Regions from separate parts of the Homo sapiens genome. Here region 2 is linked to region 1. The links are chromatin contacts, found by Hi-C or POLR2A ChIA-PET in ENCODE. All regions are on one chromosome and are shown on one strand. Each heading gives the region's core, a stretch centred on a gene start or an enhancer-like site at or near the end of the contact. The rest is flanking DNA. Distances are from core to core; before and after follow the strand shown.

What was found. Hi-C counts contacts between places; a loop is a spot of excess contacts on that map. ChIA-PET counts read pairs that join two places held with the same protein, here RNA polymerase II (POLR2A). Pooled maps may share reads with other maps.
Region 2: a loop to region 1 is called in a map with no recorded cell type, with 2.0 times the contacts of the local background. The contact joins two enhancer-like sites. A Hi-C loop is called at or near these places in 5 of 37 single-sample maps with no recorded cell type and 2 of 50 pooled maps. POLR2A ChIA-PET finds 5 or more read pairs at or near these places in 2 of 52 experiments (OCI-LY7 and activated B cell).

What each region holds. Positions count from the first base shown.
Region 1 is chr5:124,788,689-124,793,419 of GRCh38, reverse strand. No RefSeq gene overlaps it. Among named protein-coding and RNA genes, the nearest start is that of ZNF608, 44 kb to the right of the region's middle. Within about 2 kb of position 2,298, at least 3 of the 41 ENCODE cell types and tissues checked have a DNase peak (open chromatin) inside an H3K27ac peak, as active enhancers do.
Region 2 is chr5:124,920,070-124,924,897 of GRCh38, reverse strand. No RefSeq gene overlaps it. Among named protein-coding and RNA genes, the nearest start is that of ZNF608, 180 kb to the right of the region's middle. RefSeq lists enhancers at 1,608-1,717, 3,393-3,482. Within about 2 kb of position 1,522, at least 4 of the 41 ENCODE cell types and tissues checked have a DNase peak (open chromatin) inside an H3K27ac peak, as active enhancers do.

The sequences.
Region 1 (4,731 bases), core at 1,049-3,548:
AGGAAAAAAGTGAACTCTTACATAAAGTCTAGATGTTGAGAAAATGGACCAATTCTTATTATTGTATCATATTAAATCATATCATATCATATCATATCAGATTATCTCTTTTTTTTGTTGTTTTGTTTTTTACTTCTTTTGAGACAATGTCTTGCTCTGTCACATAGGCTGGAGTGCAGTGATGTGAACACGGCTCATTGCAGCCTCAATCTCCCAGGCTCAAGCAATCCTCCTGCCTCAGTCTTCTGAGTAGCTGAGGCCACAGGTGTGCACCACCACAGCTGGCTATTTTTTGTTTGTTTTTTATTTTCTGTAGAGATGAGGTCTTGTCATGTTGCCCAAGCTTGTCTTGAACTCCTGGGCTCAAGCAGTCCTCCTGCCTTGGCCTCCCAAAGTGCTGGGATGAGAGGCATGAGTTACTGCACCTGGCCAAGATTATCTTGATTGTCATAAAGATATATTTAGAAGTGTCACAAGCAGCCTTGGAAAAAAAATTGTCTTGTTAACTATATTGGTTAATGGGTAACTGCTACACATAACGTAATCTTTGTTTTAACCTTAAATGTTTGACGGTAGTGTGAGTGCTTCTGATGAGGACATGGAAGTGAATGTGTAAAAAGCATGTGATCGGCCGGGCGCGGTAGCTCACACCTGTAATCCCAGCACTTTGGGAGGCCGAGGTGCGCGGATCACAAAGTCAGGAGATCGAGACCATCCTGGCTAACACGGCGAAACCCCGTCTCTACTAAAAATACAAAAAATTAGCCGGGCGTAGTGGCGGGCGCCTGTAGTCTCAGCTACCGGGAGGCTGAGGCAGGAGAATGGCGTGAACCCAGGAGGCGGAGCTTGCAAGTGAGCCAAGATGGCGCCACTGCACTCTTGGCCTGGGTGACAGAGGGAGACTCCGTCTCAAAAAAAAAAAAAAAAAAAAGCATGTGATCATCCACATTTTATCTCAGGCTCCTTAAAAAGAGGAAAAGGAACTTATGTCTACTAAAAATTATTGTGTGTGAATGTCCTACAAGAGTTCTAGGAGTTACTCTACTATCAAGATGTTTAGGAATTTGTCCATATTGAACAACATTCCTTCCTTAAAATGTCTGGCTATCATTCCATATCATTGTTGATTTCAGATTATTTAAACTCCATCAAAAACACGTCAGCTACCACTTGCAGCCTCAAGACTATACAGTTGTCCCTCAGTATCTATGTGGAATTGTACCAAAATCTGCACATGCTCTGTCCCTTGCACAGAATAACCTAGTATTTGCATATAACTTACACACATTCTCTCATATACTTTAAGTTATCTCTAGATCACTTATAATACTTAATACAATGCCTACACATCACCACATTCACGTGAATTCAACACAATGCTCGGCGGGTGGCAAATTCAACTTTTGCTTTTGGCAATTTTGTGGGTCTTTTTTTCCCCAACATTTTCAACCCGAGGTTGATTAAATCCATGGATGTGGAACCCAGGAATGTGGAGGACCAACTGCATACACAGATGTTACACCATTTTTAGAGAAAAGCTTGTACATTTTCAAAAAGTATTTGTGGTTAGTTTATTAACATTATTTAAATAATAACACAACCAGAGTTGATTTGCTGCCACTACCTTGGAAATATTTAAACATTATTAAAACTAAGCTACACATTCTAGTTTTATCTCTAAAATTAATGCTTTTAGGCTCAATTTATGCCTGTCAACAAGTAATGATCATAGATGTGAGCTGGCTCATAATCCAGAGGTACTAGGTTACAATGTGTTACCATGGAAACTGTGTTTTATTGCATTCTCTCTTCTTGATTTAAGGCATTTGACAATCATAGCAACTGTTTGCCAGTCTTCTCACATCATAAAAAATTCAAAACCACAAACAACCAATAGAAAAAAAAAAAGAAAAAAAGAAGGAATATCCTCTACTGTTCTCAGACCCCTCTAGAAACATAAAAAGGAAATGACAGCCTTATATTTAACACGAACCTTTTGTGAATAGTTTATCTCTTAGAAAGTCTAAATGTGTTGGAAAATTCAATCAGTGGTTAGTCATCGAATGGACCTGTCTGCCTATGGTTCATTTTGTTTATTGCATCATATATCTTTTATGATCACTGGGACTTTAGCCTGAAACAGCATTTTCTTTAACAAGGACCGTGTTTCCTTTAACGTTGTTTATTGCATCTGAAACATTACTCTTTGAAATCATGGTACATTTTCCATCGAGCAAAGGTCTGCAACCGAATCTTGCATGAATGTGTTTATTCAGGAGCTAGAGCAGAGGGGGAAAAAAAAAACCACCTTATCCAGTTCATGTAACATTAATCACTTTGCCAGTGTTCAGCTGAGGTCATTGCCACATTCCTAGCAGTATTAAGGCAAGTCAAGATTAATCACATACATTAAACCTTGGAAGGGGAGCACGTGAAAGGGATCTCAAATTAGACATGTCTTAAAAGACAGAGAAGGGACTGTAGCTAAATGGGTTTACCTTGCTGCAGTCTGTCTTGGATATAACTTGCTCGCTTTTACCACATGTAGTCATACAACTGCTATGAATCTGTAGGCCTTTTTCCTATTTCTGAAAGCTTATAAGTCAAATTTAAGGTCTTTCTGAGCATTCAAAATAAAGACTCATTCACCAAACATCTTTTAGTACATACTAAACACCAGGCACCTGCTAGGAGCTGTCCATGCCAAGATGAATGAGACATAGCCCTCCCTCTCTCTGCCTCCTCCAATAAGTGCATAACCCAACCAGGAGCACTAATACCACTAATACCATGTGCACTGGGAACATGATTTGGTGTGAGTACAGAAGGGAGAATGGCTGATTGTGATGGGAAATCAGAAAACACCGAAGTTAACTTCAGACAGGGAGAAAGATGAGAAAAGCAATCTAGACATAGGAAACAACATAAAGCCTTAGTGAGTGTTCATAGACTGATGAGTAATCTGTTGGGGCTGGGGCAGAAAGCAAGACTGTGTAGGAGAGTTGGAAGGCGTGGTAGAAGATGAGATTGTACAGTATCTTGGAGCCAGATTGCAAAAGTCTTTGAACATGTACTTTATTCTAAAAGGAATGAGAAAACTGTGAAGAATTTGAAGCAGAAAAGTTAGAATAATCAGATTGTATTGGAAAATGATTATTTGGGGCAAAGGCAGGTTGGATGGCAGATTAGTTGGTAAGAAACTAGAATCACTGTCTCCAAAGTGGAAGAGAGTACAAGTCATCCAGAAAAGCCGTGATAACAGCTTAAACCCATAGAGTGGAGAGAAACACTGTGGAGCCAGATATGACAGAACTAGTCAATAGAGTTCCGGAAGGGAGCCAGAGGGTGGACGGTGGAGCAAAAGGAATCTAAGAAGATGCCAAGGGATTTGGTTGTGTCAAATAAGCAGATGATAATGCCATGGACCAAGGCATGGAAGGTCATGGGAATGGTGATTTCTGTTAGGATGTTATGGCACTCATGAGTGACAACAGGGCTGGATACATTGATTTGGGGGTCATCAACTTATTCTTGATTGTTTAAGTCATAGAGGAAGATAAGACTATTACAGGCAAAAAAGTAGAAAAAGAAGGAGAGAGAGTCCAGGGAATATTTTATGGGAGAAAAACTATTTCCCATTTTTTTGTGATAGTTTTTACATTAAGAAAAACATTAGAGGCTTGAGGAATTTTTATGTTTTTTTTTTCTATTTACAAAGTAAACTTGAGACATAGAATAATAATTTCTTAAAGACAAAATTTGAGAATAAATATTAGATTGAAAATATTTTATATTGGTTGCTTATATATAATGCAATCTGTATTTAAGATGCTAGTGGGCTCATATTTATAGAGTAATGTTTCACATAAGAGGCTAACATTATTTTGAACCATTGCAGCTTTAAATGTTCATAATATGCATATTTAAATATGTGCTTATATTGTAGGTGACAGATTTATACACTTCCCATGTCAACCATCCTACACTTTCATTAAAGATTTGCTTATTTTTAAAAATACATTTTATGCTCCCATAAAAAGAGGAAATTAAATCGTAAAAATACACACAAAGTTAGTGTTTACAGTCTAACTACTACTGACGCAAGAACCATCTGAGTCAGTGTTGTCTTTCCCCAGTTGAGTGTGGAGAGAAGGCCCAGGTTAACAGCTTAGTCTCTGCTGATGGAGATTTGAATTGCAATGACTGAATTTTCACTTAAACCTAAATATAACAAATGTGAAGTACGAAAGTATGATCTTCTAATAGAGCAGAAGACTGAAATCATATTCATCCGTGCTTTGCCTCATCTTTGTTAATACTGAAAATTAAGAACTGTTAATCATCCAGTAGCAAGAAACCATTGGAAAAATAATAATTTTATGTTAAATTCAGAAGGAAGATTTATACTTTTCAATGAGTTTTCTGTGAACTCATACAATAATTCATTCATTCATAAGTACTCACCAAGCAGCCATAATGTGTCAGATGCTATGAGTGGATAGAAGTTGGTGACACAGGCTGGGCGTGGTGGCTCACGCCTGTAATCCCAGCACTTTGGGAGGCTGAGAAGGGCAGATCACGAGGTCAGGAGTTGGAGACCAGGCTGACCAACATGATGAAACCCCGTCTCTACTAAAAATACAAAAATTAGCCGGGCATGGTGGCGTGCGCCTATAATCCCAGCTACTTGGGAGGCTGAGGCAGGAGAATCGCTTGAACCCAGGAGGAGGA
Region 2 (4,828 bases), core at 273-2,772, 130 kb before region 1:
TGCACTGGCTGTTCCTTCCACTCTGGCCTCTCTCCTTTGAGATGTTTTCATGGGTTACTCTATTACTTCTTTCATGTCTTTGCTGAAATATCACACTCTTAGTTAGGCCATCCCTAACCTCTGTGTTTCGAACTTCACACCACCTTCCACCTTCAGTACCCCTCTTGCCCACCTTTCTCATTTCTTTTATTCTATACCCCTTTTCACTTTTTGATATGTGATATAAATTATTCATTGATATTTATTATCTGCCTCTCCTCATTTCCACTCCAGTGGAATGTTCAGCTTCAAGGGGGCAGGGACTTTTGTCTGTTTCGTTCACTGTTGTATCTCAGTTTTAGAACAGTATGTGGCAAACAGTAGTCACTCAGTGAATATCTGCTGAATCAATGAATGAATCAATCAATAAATACTATTATAAGGCCAGGTGCAGTGGCTCACACCTGTAATATCAGCACTTCGCGAGGTCAAGGTGAGAGTATTGTTTGAAGCTAGGGGTTTAAGGCCAGCCTAGGCAACAATGCAAGATCCTGACTCTACAAAAGTAAAAATAAAAATTAGCTGGGCACAGTGGCACATGCCTATAGTCATAGCTACTCAGGAGGCTGAGGGGCTGAGACAGGAGAATCACTTGAGCCCTGGAGTTCGAGGCTGCAGTGAGCAAGACCCCAACTCTAAAAAAAATAATAATAATTTAAAAAAATTCTTTAGAAATACTATTATAAGCCTTTTATTTAGGGTTAGGAAGTAATCTCCAGAAGAAGAACTAAAAAATAAAAAGGTCTTTGCTGCTAGTAATAGGCCTGAGTGTGGAGGAGGGTACTTTTCTTTATAAAGTACTTTCTTATACTACTTGATGGTTTTTATCATGTGCATGTATTACTGTGATAAAATTTCAAAAAACTTTTGAATATGCCCCTGTGCCTGGAAAAATCATAGGATAACAATGCAGGAAGCCTAGCCAACAACAATTTGCTTTATAGTAAATTGCTCTAAATCTGTTTTGAGAGCAAACTATTGAATCTGCTAATGGTACATACAGATGGTGCAAAACAATAAACTTCTTTTGGGTGTTGGGTGTAATTTTAAAGAGTATCTTTTATCATGCTTTAAAGCAACTTCAATCTATTTATATGATCAAGCTTCATATTATTATGTTAAGTTCCAAATATTTCACAATGGGTATAAAATGCACAGGGATGTCATTATTCAAGACTTTATATAAAACATGATTTATTGATTCTCTAAATGTGGGTGGAGAAATAATGGAAATAATTTTTCATATGCTGATAACTGACATATGTGAATGCTTGCTAATTTGAGGGAGGTAGGAAGGAAAGGATGGAAGTAACAAAAATAATTTTGTCTAAGGTTGCAAGTGACATAAATTCAAACAATTGCTTTTTCAGTCTTCTGGCTTGCTCTATTCAATGTTTGCTGAGCTTTAGAGAAGGCTGAATCCCACCATGGCAAACTGCCATCTTTGTCAGAAGCAAAGAGCTGTTTACATTCAAGGCACATAATAAGTGCAATGTGAAGTGAAAAACAGTGTGAGTTCTATTATGGCTGATTAGCCCATTGTACACTGTTACAACTAACATCTTCCTTGTGCTAAAAATAGTGTGAAGTCACGGGACCTCAAGCAGCATGATCCATCAGTACTGTACTCTTTCACAAGATTGCCAACAAAAGCTGCCTCTAACTCCCCAGAAAACTAAAAGGGCCACTTATTCACTTCAGTTGTCCTCCAAAATATGTAGTTTATCTGAGCTGTTAGGAAACCTGTCAGAAAATGAGGTGCAGGGAATTGACAGTGTCCAAAAAATAGATTTGTCTTCTCTGCTGTTTCCTTTTGAAAACTAGATCCTTAATACAAGCATCATAAAAGTCAGCTGGTTGCTGTTAAACTTGCATTGTTAGCTGCTTCTTAATCACAGTAGTGGTGGAATTAGTGCATATTTTGATGCATTGGCTACCAGTAGCCCAAACAAATAAATAAATCTCCCTGAAGTGACAGAAACAGGAGGCAGTGGTTTGAATAAACTCTGAGTCCTAGGTCATTTCATCACCAAGTCAATAGCCCTTCTCGTTGAAGGGGGGAAAACAAACTGCTTTCTATTCTATTGAAAGCCTGGAAGAATTTGCACCACAGTAATCCTAAATCCAGAGGCAATCTATTAAGAACTCAGCATTACCAATCCTGAGACTCAACTGATAAGCACATTCTTTTCCCCCCTTCCACATTAATCCTCTTAAAGACTGTGCTAAGTAATGAAAAGGTGCGATGAAAGAGGCCCCCCTTTTTTATTACAACCATATAAACTGCTTGTGTAAATGTTTCATTAACAAACTGCTGGACTCATATTTAATTTCCTTGGCCTTCCTCCCCGTTCCTCCCGGTACGGTGCTCCTGGGTATGGCATGACTAAATGTGTGATTTACACGTTTCAGAGAAACATTCCCACACTTGAATGCTGTAGCATGACAAAGGAAAGGGAGGGGCTGAGAGAGAGGTGTTGAACCTATTGTAGACATTTTAATTTACAATTCTCTTTTTATGGGCTTTAAAAAGATGAATGACTTGCACTCACTTATCAGTTTATGTTTCATTTCTCAGTTCTTTCTAATAAGTACTGGTCTGCATGTAAGTGCCTTTGGCTCACTCATTTGAGGCTGACCCTTTTGAAGACATAGATATTCTAACATACTAAGAAGAAAAGGAAGATGAATTCCAATGTATATCCAGTGTGCAAAGAACTCTTCTGTGAACAACATAAAGGCCAAAATACATGGCTTACCTTTACTTTGAATATGTCAAATGATGCGGGATGTTTTGTGGAAATATACATCCTGTGTTTTTCCCCGAGGTCATCTAGTTACAATCTGATGTTTTGTTGCTTTAGCTAATCTGGTAAATCCTAACAATGCTTTCATTATCTATTTTAATGGTGGCATCTTAGTATAAAATTAACTTTCCTTTCAGACAAGCAAGATATGCCTGTGGCACCTACTGAATTCGTCAATATCCAGTCACAGGATGTATGAATGTAACTTGAAGATACAGAATCAGTCACTTACAAGAGTAGTTTAAGTTAAATCATGATACAGGAAAAACAGGTTATCACATCCAGACGAGTGCCACTGGGCCAAATTCTTAGAAAATGCATTTACCTTGTATTTGAAGAGATTCCAAACTTTGAAAAATTAATACATCAGTAAACCAAATAGAAATGTAGCCTCTTTATAATACAAGCGTCTTTCCCTGGGTGTCATTCATGTAATTTCAGTTTACTGTGAGCACTCCGGCTGCAGCTGGGGTCACTTGGTCTGGGGAAGAACCGTATCTGGGTCAGTGTATGTAGTTTTGTCTCTAGCGGCGACTATGGTCTCGTTTCAAAGTGAATACATTCATCTGGATCAACAATGCCCTGGGGAATAAACGCTTAAATGTATTCAACCTTAGGAAGAGCTGAAAACATCAATACCTTCATAAAGCCACTTTGATTTGTATTGACTATGGTTGTGCTGCTAATTCATATACATCATTGTTTACTTCACAGAGCTTTTAACATGACTTTTGATTTATAGAAAAAAGTGATTCAATTTCTACCAAGAAGTGGTGAGCTCAGACCTCCCCCAGATTCTTACTTTCTCTCTGATGTGACAAAATTGAAAGAGGAACTATCTTGTCACAGCATAAATAAATTGCTGTCAAACAGCTTATGTGCACTTTTCTTTTAACTTTCATGGTCACAGGTAATAGCAAAGTAGAACGTCCAGATTAAGGGGAATCAATTATCTAAGCATGTTATTAATGTGTTCACAGCAAAAACCATTGATTAACACTGGAGCAAAGACTGTGAGCTAGATGCACTTTCTACTTAGAAGATCTGTGTTAGGCAAAGAAGAAAATTCAACGTACACAGCCATATTCTGCCATTTGTTTAGTGACAAGCCCTAAAAGGTTTTGTTTACAGAAACCACTTGGGCAGACTGCAAAGCTCCACAAATAATGGAACCTGCCTTTAGTAAGAGTTTTAGTTTTGTTTATTTGTTTGATGCTATGTCAAATGGAGAGGAAAAATTCTTTTCTAGCAGCTTATTTATTTCTAAGCCATGAAAATAAATGGCTTTAAAACAAGCTAAATGGACTGAAGTGACTAGAACTGGATTTTGTGGTTTATTGATTAGTTCCCAAACTTATATGAGAATTGAAATATCTTGGATTTTCATGTGTTGAAGTCTTATCCAGAAGTGCAGTAGAGCAAAGATGTTCATTTTGTCAAGAAAAATGTTCGTTGCTCAAGAAGTTGCAGGAAAATAATATTTAAGCAGACACAGAATTGAGAATATAAGAAGACAAAATGAGAATATGATAGCTGGTGTCACTTCTTGGCTATGCATAGACCTGAAAGCACAACATATCTATGGCCCAAGAAAAATTCACAGTTCTGATGCAGACAAACTTAGAAAGCCTCGAGACAGCCCAGACTCGTCAGCATCTCACAGTTAATTAAAGAAGTGAGTGAAGGCATCAAGGCTTGCTCCCTTCTGCCTGAATAATTCACTGCCTGTATCCATTATTAAAACCCGTTACTTCACCACAATGATTCCCAGCTCGAGATGGATTGGTCTCAAAACCGGGAGATAAATTGTAACAAGGCCTACAGCTATATTAATAAATTGAAATGAACATTTATTTGCTCATCTAATTAGAACTGTAGTTTTTCCAAATAGTGTAGTAATGCATTACCTTGACAGGCAGCACTACCTACCTTGTGTGAGATAAAATGAACAGGAGGGCTTTGCCCCAGATTTGGGGTTTCTC